Linked DNA regions of Homo sapiens: region 1 is linked to region 2. Evidence: chromatin loops called from intact Hi-C (ENCODE). Cell type or tissue: Calu3. All regions are shown on one strand. Each heading gives the region's core, and the rest is flanking DNA. Links, peaks and the distances in the headings are about the cores only.

The links. Hi-C counts contacts between places; a loop is a spot of excess contacts. Peaks named below come from ENCODE experiments on the same cell type or tissue, not always from the same donor. Only the 100,000 strongest peaks of a DNase experiment are listed, where the experiment ranks them.
Region 1: it touches region 2 in a loop (5-fold over the local background); 8 of 110 quality-filtered maps call a loop at or near these places.

The regions. Positions count from the first base shown.
Region 1 is chr9:109,108,513-109,113,898 of GRCh38, reverse strand. It overlaps TMEM245 (transmembrane protein 245), which reads left to right. Exons shown (of 18, transcript NM_032012.4): 2 at 5,329-5,386. Among named protein-coding and RNA genes, the nearest start is that of TMEM245, 8.7 kb to the left of the region's middle. In Calu3, for the core only: no CTCF peak of the experiment used is centred there; no DNase peak of the experiment used is centred there.
Region 2 is chr9:109,033,790-109,039,175 of GRCh38, reverse strand. TMEM245 (transmembrane protein 245) reads left to right here. Exons shown (of 18, transcript NM_032012.4): 15 at 1,059-1,159; 16 at 2,796-2,970. Among named protein-coding and RNA genes, the nearest start is that of MIR32, 9.8 kb to the left of the region's middle. RefSeq lists an enhancer at 2,179-3,378. In Calu3, for the core only: no CTCF peak of the experiment used is centred there; a DNase peak (open chromatin) is centred at 2,845.

The DNA.
Region 1 (5,386 bases), core at 229-5,228, 75 kb before region 2:
AGACTGGTCTCAAACTCCTAACCTCAGGTGATTCCCCTGCCTTGGCCTCCCAAAGTGCTGGGATTATAGGTGTGAGCCACTGCACCCTTCCTGTAGTTTTATTCTCTCTAAAAAAAGCTTGGGAAACTGTTCTGCAAAAATATGTAACAGAAGCAACCAAGTTGTTTTTCCAGTTAATACCCAGATGACAATAAATGAAACAAAGATGGTTGAAAAGGCAGAGTCTCTACTTAATGTTTTCTACATTTAATATGTTTTTTAACCAGAAAAGTATATGTGGATAATCGTGTGAAATGAAAGGAAAATGTGATTGCCTATTAGTTCCCTTTACTTGAAGTGCTAAGTAAATGTTGCCAAATTTTATGCAGTCTTATGTAGTGTCTAGCACATTGGTGCTATAAAAACGACTATGGAATGTATATTTTGAAAAGGACATGTTGTTTTGGAGAACATAAGTTTGGAAAAATATGCCCTCTTATCTGTAACTGTGGCTCATTGATTTAATGCCTGGAATAAAATTCACACTTGAATAGGTTTGCTCAGAGGCTAAACATATATAAAGTTGACTTGTTAACCTCATGTTTCCGTGTTAGTGAAGATTTAAGAATTAAAAAACTCCTAAGAGGTCCTAGACTAGAAATTGTGTGTGAAACATGCATGTACAAATCCTTATTTTTGTTATTTTAAAGGATATTTAGTGATTCAAAATGTTGACCCAAGTAAAATATGCTTGTTACATTTGAAAAAACATAAGCAGAACAGAAGTTTGTATGGTAAAAGTGAATTATCCCTTTCCTTCCCCCGCCCTGCCCCTGGCCCCGCTGAGATGGAGCCTTGCTCTGTCACTCAGGCTGGAGTGCAGTGGCTCGATCTTGGCTCACTGCAACCTCTGCCTCCCGGGTTCAAGCAATTCTCCTGCCTCAGCCTCCCGAGTGGCTGGGACTACAGGCATCTGCCACCATGCCCAGCTAATTTTTGTATTTTTAGTAGAGACGGGGTTTCACCATGTTGGCTAGGCTAGTCTTGAACTCCTGACCTCATGATCTGCCCATCTTGGTCTCCCAAAGTGCTGGGATTACAGGCATGAGCCACCGCGCCCGGCCGAATTATCCCTTTTCTCTACCACTATTCCCACTATTCAGATGTTACTATTAACTGCTTGATGTAAAGGCTCCTAAATTCATTTCTTTGTCCATGTGAACATATAAAGTAGAAGGTTTTTGTTTTTTGTTTTTTAAAACAAAGATGAGATAACATACATATAGCTCTGTACCTTGCTCTTTTCATTTATCATTGTACTGTGGCCATCTTTCCTTATTAGCACTTAGAGATATACGTCTTTCTTTTTTTTTTTTTTGAGATGGAGTTTTGCTCTTGCTGCCCAGGCTGGAGTGCAATGGTGCAATCTCGGCTCACTGTAACCTCCACCTCCTGGGTTCAAGCGATTCTCCTGCCTCAGCCTCCCAAGTAGCTGGGATTACAGGCACATGCTACCATACCTGGTTAATTTTTGTATTTTTAGTAGAGAAGGGGTTTCACCACATTGGCCAGGCTGGTCTCGAACTCCTGACTTCATGTGATCTGCCCGCCTCAGCCTCCCAAAGTGCAAGGATTACAGGTGTGAGCCACTGCCCTGGCCACTTTTTTCTTTTTAATACTGCTACAGTATAAATCTTTTTTCTCCCCCTCCCCCACCATGCCTTTTAGAAAATGTTTTCAACAGATTTTCTTAGCTCTGAATTTGTATTAGAATACTTTGATAAACATTTTTAACCATTGGTAATTGTATAATCATAATGGGCTTAATATAAACTCTAAAGTGTTTTTATAAATGGCCTTACCTCTTGAACTAATATTACTTCTGCGAATCTTTTCTGAGGAAACACTTCAAAATACTGGAAAAAATCCAGAAGCCAAAAGAATTTCCTAAAGGTTAAAAATACTTCTTTTTCTGTTTATAAAGATACTACATAACCTTAGTAGAAAATTGAGCACCTGTAATAAAACATAAAGAAGCAGATTACTCCTTGAAATCTGCCATCTAGAGATAATATTTTAAAACATTTTTTGTTGAGTATATTTTCACCATTATAAATTTACACACGAATAAATTGACACTGTAGCACTGTATATTGATGTTCATCATACTGTTGAAAGTCTGACTAATTACTCAATTTTTGGAGATAGCATTATTTAAACAGTTCACTATAAAATGATATTTAAGTTCTCAATTTTTTATATTGTAAATGGCAAGTGAATATTTTTATATGTGTCTGCACAGTGTGCTTCTGTAAAACACTCCTAAAAGTAGAATTGGGGAGTATATTTTAAAATGGTTATTTTAAACTGGAATGAGGTAATCTGTGAGTTTCAGGTTGATAGATGAAAATACATGCTTCTTGTTAGACAATAAATTTCTCTTAAAAAATCTGAAGTATGCAGTCTCTTATTTTTTCTCTCCTTGCAAATGATACTAATTCCTTATGCATACAGATAAGAAACAAAAACTTCTTGGAGGTACTGTATAAATTGTGACCTCCAGTTCAGCTTCTTACTAAGGGTAGTACTTACTTTGTCATCTCTGTTCAACGTTTGCTCAAACACTTTTAGTAATGATTATTCCATTTGTAGATAGCTATAGTTTATTGGAAAAACCTGTCCTTTTACTGAGCTGTGTTATTTCCTAATTCCCACGTATTTCTGCTCTCAGAACCACAGAAAATCAAGTCTTATGCCTCTCCCAGATGACATTTTAAAAATTATTTGAAGATAGCTACAAAATCTTGATATTTCCTTCTCTTTTCTGAGCAAAACTTTTTTTTTCTTTTTCCCCTAGCTACATTTATATTATCATGTTGTGATTTCTATTTCCTTTCCCAGGCTGAATTTTGTTGTGTGGTTTGGTAGCGCAAAATTAATTGAAACAATCACTTTCCCTGATACGAGTATTGTACTTTTAGAAATAAGTGCTTCTACTAGTCATAGGCTGACTCATACTGAACTGAAAAGTGGTTCAGATGTTCTCTTTCCATTCCATACTTGTACAGTTGAGTTTTGAATCTCGAAGCAGAACTTTGCATTTCTTTTCATATAGTTTAATCTTGTTTGGATTAGCCCATTGTTCTGGCTTCAGGATATCTTTTTGAATCATGATAGATTATCTCAATATTTATTGACAACTCAGTTTTGTATAACTGATTTGTGTAAAATCAGTTTTTTCTGTTATTGTGCCTCTAGTCTTTCATCTAAGTGACTGACGTAATGTTTAATAGGGTGGGGCTAACTGACGTACCTCTGAAGACTATCCATTTACTGTGGATTTTTTTTTAATTTCAACAAGTTGTAGTTGTCTAAATTGACTGTTTTTATTTTCCCTTGTGAAAATCTGAGCAGCTTTTGCTTATCTTTAGTATTCTAGCACCATGCTTCTTTCTCCTTAAGATTAGAAAAGTGCACTCTGGAGCCAGATTCCTGGGTTCTAATCCTGCCTCTGTCATTTATTGGCTGTGGCCTTGGGCAAGTCACTTCTCTGAAATCTGGGTTTCTTTCATGTGTAAAATGAGGATCATAATAATATTATTTTGTGGGGTTATGAGGATCAAATGAGTTAGTATACATAAAGCATTAGAATAGGGCCTGGCACATAGGAGTGTTATATAAGTGTACTATTATTGTACTCAGATTTTTTTCTATGCTCTGCAATCAGATCTCAAATTCTTTGAATTCCCAGGGTTAATTGGTCTGGTCCAGCAAGACTGGACTTTTTGAAGCAGCTGTAGTCTCACTTCCCATGTCCTCATATTTTTGAGCTTCAAAGCTCTTTAATATTTCATCTGATAGAGTTACTTGAAGAAATATTTTAATGTCCTTTTTATTATAAAAGAATTAGTGCTTATTAAAGGCAGTCTGGAAAATACAGAAAAAAGTGAAAGGAAAAACAAAATTTTACCACCCAAATACAGCCACTAACTTCTTAGTACATTTTCTTTTCCTCCCACCATATAGTAGATGTAATCACAGCACAAGTATTTTTTGTATTTTACTTCTAACTTAATATGATATTGTGAGTTTTTAAACTATATAGTCTTTGTTTTTAAGAAGTGATTTTAATGGTTGCATAACATTTTATTGAGTGAATCGTAATCATTTCCCAGTTGTTGACCTTTTAGGTAATCACTTTTTTCACTGTTCTGAATCATACTCTGATGAGCTTCTTTATATTTAAAACTTTTTCAAAATTTATCATTATTTAGTAAGGATAAAGTCTGAAAGTTGAATTCTGAGGTTAGAAGCTATAAACATTTTTAAGATGCGAAGATTATTTGTATTGATAGATTTGACCAAAATAACGTAGGAGATAGTTTTTTTCTGTCTTTTTTAGTAATCCCATCAGTTCTTTTTTCTTCATGCTCTGAATTATATAGCTCGAAGTTTCTTTTTGTCTTAATTTGCTTTTTTTTTTGGCAAGGTTCATGTCATACTTGACTTTTAGCTTCTTGGTCTTATGTTAATTAAGGTCTTTGTGCTCAGATGTGTTCTGGATTATGTATTCCCTCTGTGTTTTATAAATGTTCTATTAAAATATGAGTTTCTGTGTAGGCTACGCTGGTTTCTTTTGATGCGTCTTAAGCTCTAGGGTCATTTAACTTTAGTGTAGGAAGAACTGAAGAGGGTATCCTGGCTGATTCTTCTGTTCTGAAGTCCTGCTGTTTGTTCCTCTAATAATATTTTTTTCAGGCACACTTCTTCAGCTGGTGCATCATAACTCTGGATTAGGTTCTAATCATTTGTTGCCTAGATTATTTCAGCAGGGTCACACTTCAGCTGGCTGCTTTCTTACTTTTACAGAGTTATTTCCCCAGTAACAAGCATATTTTATAAGCTGAAATAGAATCTTTTAACCTGATTCTTTTTGGAAAGCTTTCCTTTTCTTGTTTTTTTCTTTTCTTTCCGTTTCTTTTCTAAACATTGATCAACAGAGAAAACTGTAGGAATTCCATAAGATTAGATTCTTAATTTAAATCCATGGTTTATGCTTTGAATATTTTATCTCAAGCATTTTTGTGTATAAGATGGGTTTTGAACTATGTATCTTTTGTTAAACAACTATTTAATATTACTACATGAGATTTCAAATGCCTAGTATTTCAAAACTTAGGTTCTCCAAACGAGGAGAACCTAGGTACGTTTCTTTGACACCATCAACCTTCATCTTTTCTGTGCTATGTCCAGAGCATTCCTGCTGTATAGACACTTACAGATTTTGTATAATTGTATGTTCATTTTCACGTGTATAGATTTTACAGCTGTGTCTTTCATTTATTTAAGATCTGGACGTTGGTGGTTGGCTATGTGTTGACTGTTTCATTCAAGTGGAATGCAAGCA
Region 2 (5,386 bases), core at 250-5,249:
ACTACTAAATGACTAAATCACTAGATTACAGGGCTTCACTTTGCTCCTAACAGTATACCTCTTGGGATGCTTTAGAAAAGCTTGGTGTTTCTTTTTGCATGTACAAGGTCACGTTTGCCGCTAACGTCTTCTTTTTCAACTACAGCTTTTCTTCTGTAGTGACCATATGAAGGTGCTTTCCCTGCACCCCTCTGCACCACCCCATAGAGTCCAGGTTTTTATGATTTTGTGCTGCCTTGAGATTACTTACGGGTTGCCACCTTTGTGCTCTCTGAACAGTTCCTTATTTCCCCTCCTTATAGTGCTGCACTGCCTTACTAATCTTCCAACTGAAAAACACAGAGCACCTGACATTGCAGATTTTCATGTATTGAATTCCTATATTAGTCACCAAATATATGTGTCTGTTTTTATCTCTCTTGTATTTTCCTCTCTGATTTTACTTTGGAGTTAGGAATATTTTTTTTCCCACAAATTCTCTCCCAATGACCTACTTTCTTTGATAGCATTTGTAAGAGATGTTACTTTGTAGGCTTAGTTACATAGTTTAAGAAACATAGGAAGATTTTGTTAAGGCAAAGAAAGATGGTGAAATACAAGTTACACTATCCCTTATTGGCTCTTTCCAAAAGGGGAGGACTGGCCACAGCCTGGGTTTCTTAGAGTTTAAACTGTATTCTTGGAAACATGTTATTCACGCTTAATTTTCTTTCCATTTGTTTTGGTGGTGAAATATCTGCTTCAGAGTGAAAAGTTGATGAATTATTTCAGAGAATAGGGTATTTTAAGGTGTTTCAGTTATTTTTTCATCAGAAATTTAAGGAATAGTAAACATATTTCCAAATAAAACATATTTCATATTACATAAAGAATAACTTAGTAAATGTATTTAAAGTAAGGTGTTTATGTTTCTTTGAAATAAAATGAAAATAGCATTCTCAGGCCAGCAGAAAAACTGAAGCTATTACATGATTTGGAATCAAGTGGTCACGTGATTTTTCTGAATCACGATATGACACTGTTTATTTACTCTTTCTTTTTATCTTTGGGCATTCCAGAGGGGTGTTTGATGCTTCCCTCAAAATGGCTGGCTTCTATGGATTGTATACCTGGCTGACTCATACTATGTTTGGCATCAATATTGTCTTCATACCATCAGGTAACAACCATATTGTACCTTCCACTATTCGCTATTTAAGGAAAGTTAAGCCATTTTACATACATCTAGGAAATGTCTACTTCCTCAAGTTTAAAAAACTAAATTTTTTGGCTTGAGATCGAATCTAGTCCACATTAGGAACAGAAATATGATTTGTAATGTGTTTGTTTATTGCTGTATCCCCAGCAGCTGGAACCATACCCAGCACATAGAAAAAATTGCTGTATTAGTCTGTTCTCTCACTGCTATAAAGAAATACCTGAGATTAGGTAATTTATAAAGAAGAGGTTTAATTGGCTCACGGTTCTGCAGGCTGTACAAGAAGCATAGTGGCTCCTGCTTTGGGGGAGGCCTCAGGAAACTTATAATAGTGGTGGAAAGTAAGGGGGAAGCAGGCATGTCTTACATGGCTGGAGCAGGAGGAAGAGAGGGGAGAGGTGCTACCACAGTTTTAAACAACCAGATCTCACGATAACTCATTCATTCACTATCATGAGAACAGCACCTAGGGGTGAAATCCACCCGCCATGATCCAGTCACCTCTCACCAGGTTTTACCTCCAACATTGGGGATTACAATTTGACATGGGATTTTGGTGGGGACACAGATCCAAACCCGTATCAGTTGCCCTACATGTTTGTTCAATGAATGAATGTTCTAGCACTTAGCATAACACCTAGGACATAATTGGCTCTCAGTAACGTTTGAATTGAACTGATTGGCAGGGAGCAACTTGTTGTCAAAATAGCTTTGTCCATGAGGGATTACATCCCAGGGCAAGATGAATGCTTCTGAGGGCACATAAGCTGCCTCCATACCTCTTAAGATCTGTTGTGGTGCTTCTTCTACTTTTCCTTCCTTTATTTCTATGGCTGCTTGTTTTCCTAAATATCTCTGCCTTCCACATTTGCCTCTACCACATCCCCCCCTTTCCCTATTTGTCTGTGCTTCCTTCTACATTGTCAAGTTCATTCACGTTCTTCTCTACTGTGATGTCCACAAACCTACCCTCTGACCTGCAAGCACCCTGTGAGGCGGGATGGTAGACTTGTCATATAGATGAGAGACCAGTTTTCCAAGGTCATGTACCTGGCTTCTGGTAGGACCAGAACTAGAAACTACATTTGCTTTACTCTTAACTTGGAGAGAAGCCAGATGGAGGAAGAGTGCTTGAACATACTGCTCTGGAAGGGAATGACCTTGAAGCAGGGTCCTTCAACTCAGGATTTTTTCTGTTTATTTTTATTATGCTGAGGTTTAGAAACTAATTTCTGATTGGGCTTTGGACTCAGTACAAGTTTTGACACATGTTCTGTAGGTGTATTTATAGGACCGTATATTAACTATTGATTGATAGTAGCAACTACAGAACCCTTGAATTTTATTGCTTAAGAAGAGATCCATAAATAAGACACACACTTAGAAAGATTTTTAGTATCACATTTTAAGATATTGAGCCTTTACTTAGCTAGAAAATTCAGTTAGATAGGGCATATCATTTCCCTAATATTTGAGTTTGTGAGTATTTAACTTGTTTTGTTGGAAGTTGTTGAGGAGGAGCTACTGCTTAGATTCTTTTGCTTTGTTAGTGTTTTGCTGATGATGTTAAGTTGTTTTTCTTTTACTCTTTTTTCAGCATTAGCAGCAATCCTTGGAGCAGTGCCATTCCTGGGGACATACTGGGCAGCAGTACCTGCAGTTCTTGACCTGTGGCTGACACAAGGGTTAGGATGCAAGGCCATTTTACTGTTGATTTTTCATCTCTTGCCAACATACTTTGTAGATACTGCAATCTACTCTGACATATCAGGGTAAGTAAGCCACAGAATTTCTTATTAGTGAATCATCCAGGCATTTCCGTTTTTTTTTTTTTAAAGGAGGATTTTTTTCTCCTGGGGGTATACAAAAGAACTGGTAGTAGGAATTTTCAGTGAAATAGCCTTTTGTGTTCCCACAAATGAAATTTTCATTGAAAATAGTATTGTTTACAAGGCATGATATTTTGGGGTTTTTTTTTTTTTTTTTGGTTGTTGTTGCCCCAGAGTTCCAGAGCAACTTTTTTTTTTTTTTTTTTTTGAGACAATATCTCTTTCACTCAGACTGCTAGAGTGCAGGGTGCAGTCATGGCTCATGGCAGCCTTGAACCTTGAACTCCTAGGCTCAAGCAGTCCTCCTGCCTTGAACTTCCCAAGGCACTAGGATTACGGGAATGAACCACCATGCCCAGCCAATATTTTCTTATTACATATGTAATATTTATAATATATATGATGTCCTGGGTTAAAACCAAATTGTGAATAATTTTCTCTTGATTTAGTGACATTTAACCTAGAAAAGAATTATGACCAGATGTACATCAAATATTTTAAGTACAGTGAACAGTTAATGATTATTTTTATCTCTTCTTTGGTTTTGGAGAAAATGTTGTTAGATTGTATGTCTGAGGATATCCATGTGAAACCAAATCTCAGCAAGTTAATTTCTGGCAAGCAGAGCTCTCTAAAGATATAATTGGAATGGTTCTATGATAAATACAGGTTAAATCTAAGTCAGAATCAACACTTTAGCCATATAATACAATAAATAAATGTCTGTTTTTATAGGTTTTGACATCTCTTTTAGAAATTGCATTAAGTATATCAAGCCAGTTCTCAGTCACATTAAAACTTGAGAGAGAAAATTAAAAAGCTGAACATCATAGTGTGGTTAACTAGTGTGTCACAGTTGACATTTGAGCAGGAATAAGTATGATTAATACTTAAGTGCTTTTATTTCTTTAAACTTTGCTGTAAATTTTATATTAAGGTTTACAGCTGGAATTAAAGAAACACTGTCTTTTTTTTTTTTTTTTTTTTTTTTTGAGACAGAGTCTCCCTCTATCACCCAGGCTGGAGTGCAGTGGTGCAATCTCGCCTCACTGCAACCTTCGCCTCCCAGGTTCAAGCCATTCTCCTGCCTCAGCCTCCTGAGTAGCTGGGATTACAGGCGTGCACCACCACACCCGGCTAATTTTTGTATTTTTACTAGAGATGGGATTTCACCATGTTGATCAGGCTGATCTTGAACTCCTGACCTCAAGTGATCCGCCTGCCTTGGCCTCCCAAACTGCTGGGATTACAGGCATGAGCCACGATGCCCGGCCTAAAATACTGTCTTTAAACGTTGTTATTGGGAAATGAAAGGTTTGGCATAAATTGTTTTATTTTTTAATAGGTTAAGCTTTTATTCATAAACTCCCACACGTTTTTATTTTTTTTAAAAAAAGCTTTAAGGCTGAGCATAGTGGCTCAAGCCTGTAATCCTACCACTTTGAGAGGCCGAGGTGGGTGGATCACTTGAGCCCAGGAGCTCAAGACCAGCCGGGGAAACATGGTGAAACCCGTTCTCCACAAAAATATAAAGATTAGTTTGGTGTGGTGGCACATGCCTGTAGTCCCAGCTACTCAGGAGGCTGAGGTAGGAAGATCACTTGAGTCTGGGAGGTCAAGACTGCAGTAAGCTGTGATTGCGGCACTGCATTCCAGCCTGGGTGATGGAGCGGAATAAAAAGCTTTAAGCATTTTTGATAGTTTTCCTTGAATGTGTTGTTTAGGGAAGAAGTTTACTTAGCAAACATGGAATACTGCCCTAAATCATTTTTTTGGAATGAGAAAGACAAACACATTATGAATATAATTTATTGGTTTCCTGAAGACTGGTTCTCCACAAGTCTTACTTTGATTTAGCTGTAATATAGAACATCCTTCCAGGATATTTAGTTATTTGCCCCTCACTGAATTGTTCTTCTCATCTATGTTTAAAACTAGAAACAAACAGAATGTGACTTATTTCCCAGTCCTTCTGATGTCAGTGGTCCTTTCTTGTCATTATCAATGTGCTATGCTACTGTGTTCTGTTTTATTTCATTCCGCTTACATAAGTGATACTGTAATAAGCTGGAGGGCATTTGTGATTCTCCTGTGAAATAGAAATCTTGGGCTTTGTGACAGATATTTTCCTCAGGAGGCCTTTTATCATCACCTATGTTAAAAACTATATTTTAGGAGGTTGCCAAAAGTCTGACCTATGAGTAACAGGGATGCTCTCATTGTTGCTGTCGTCATATAAAAGCATAATTAACTGAATTACATGCTAAATTGTGCTCACTTAATTATCCTTGATGGAGGTTAACTTAACAGGTGACTCCTAACCAGTCCCAAGCCAACATTAACCCATCATAGGCAGGCA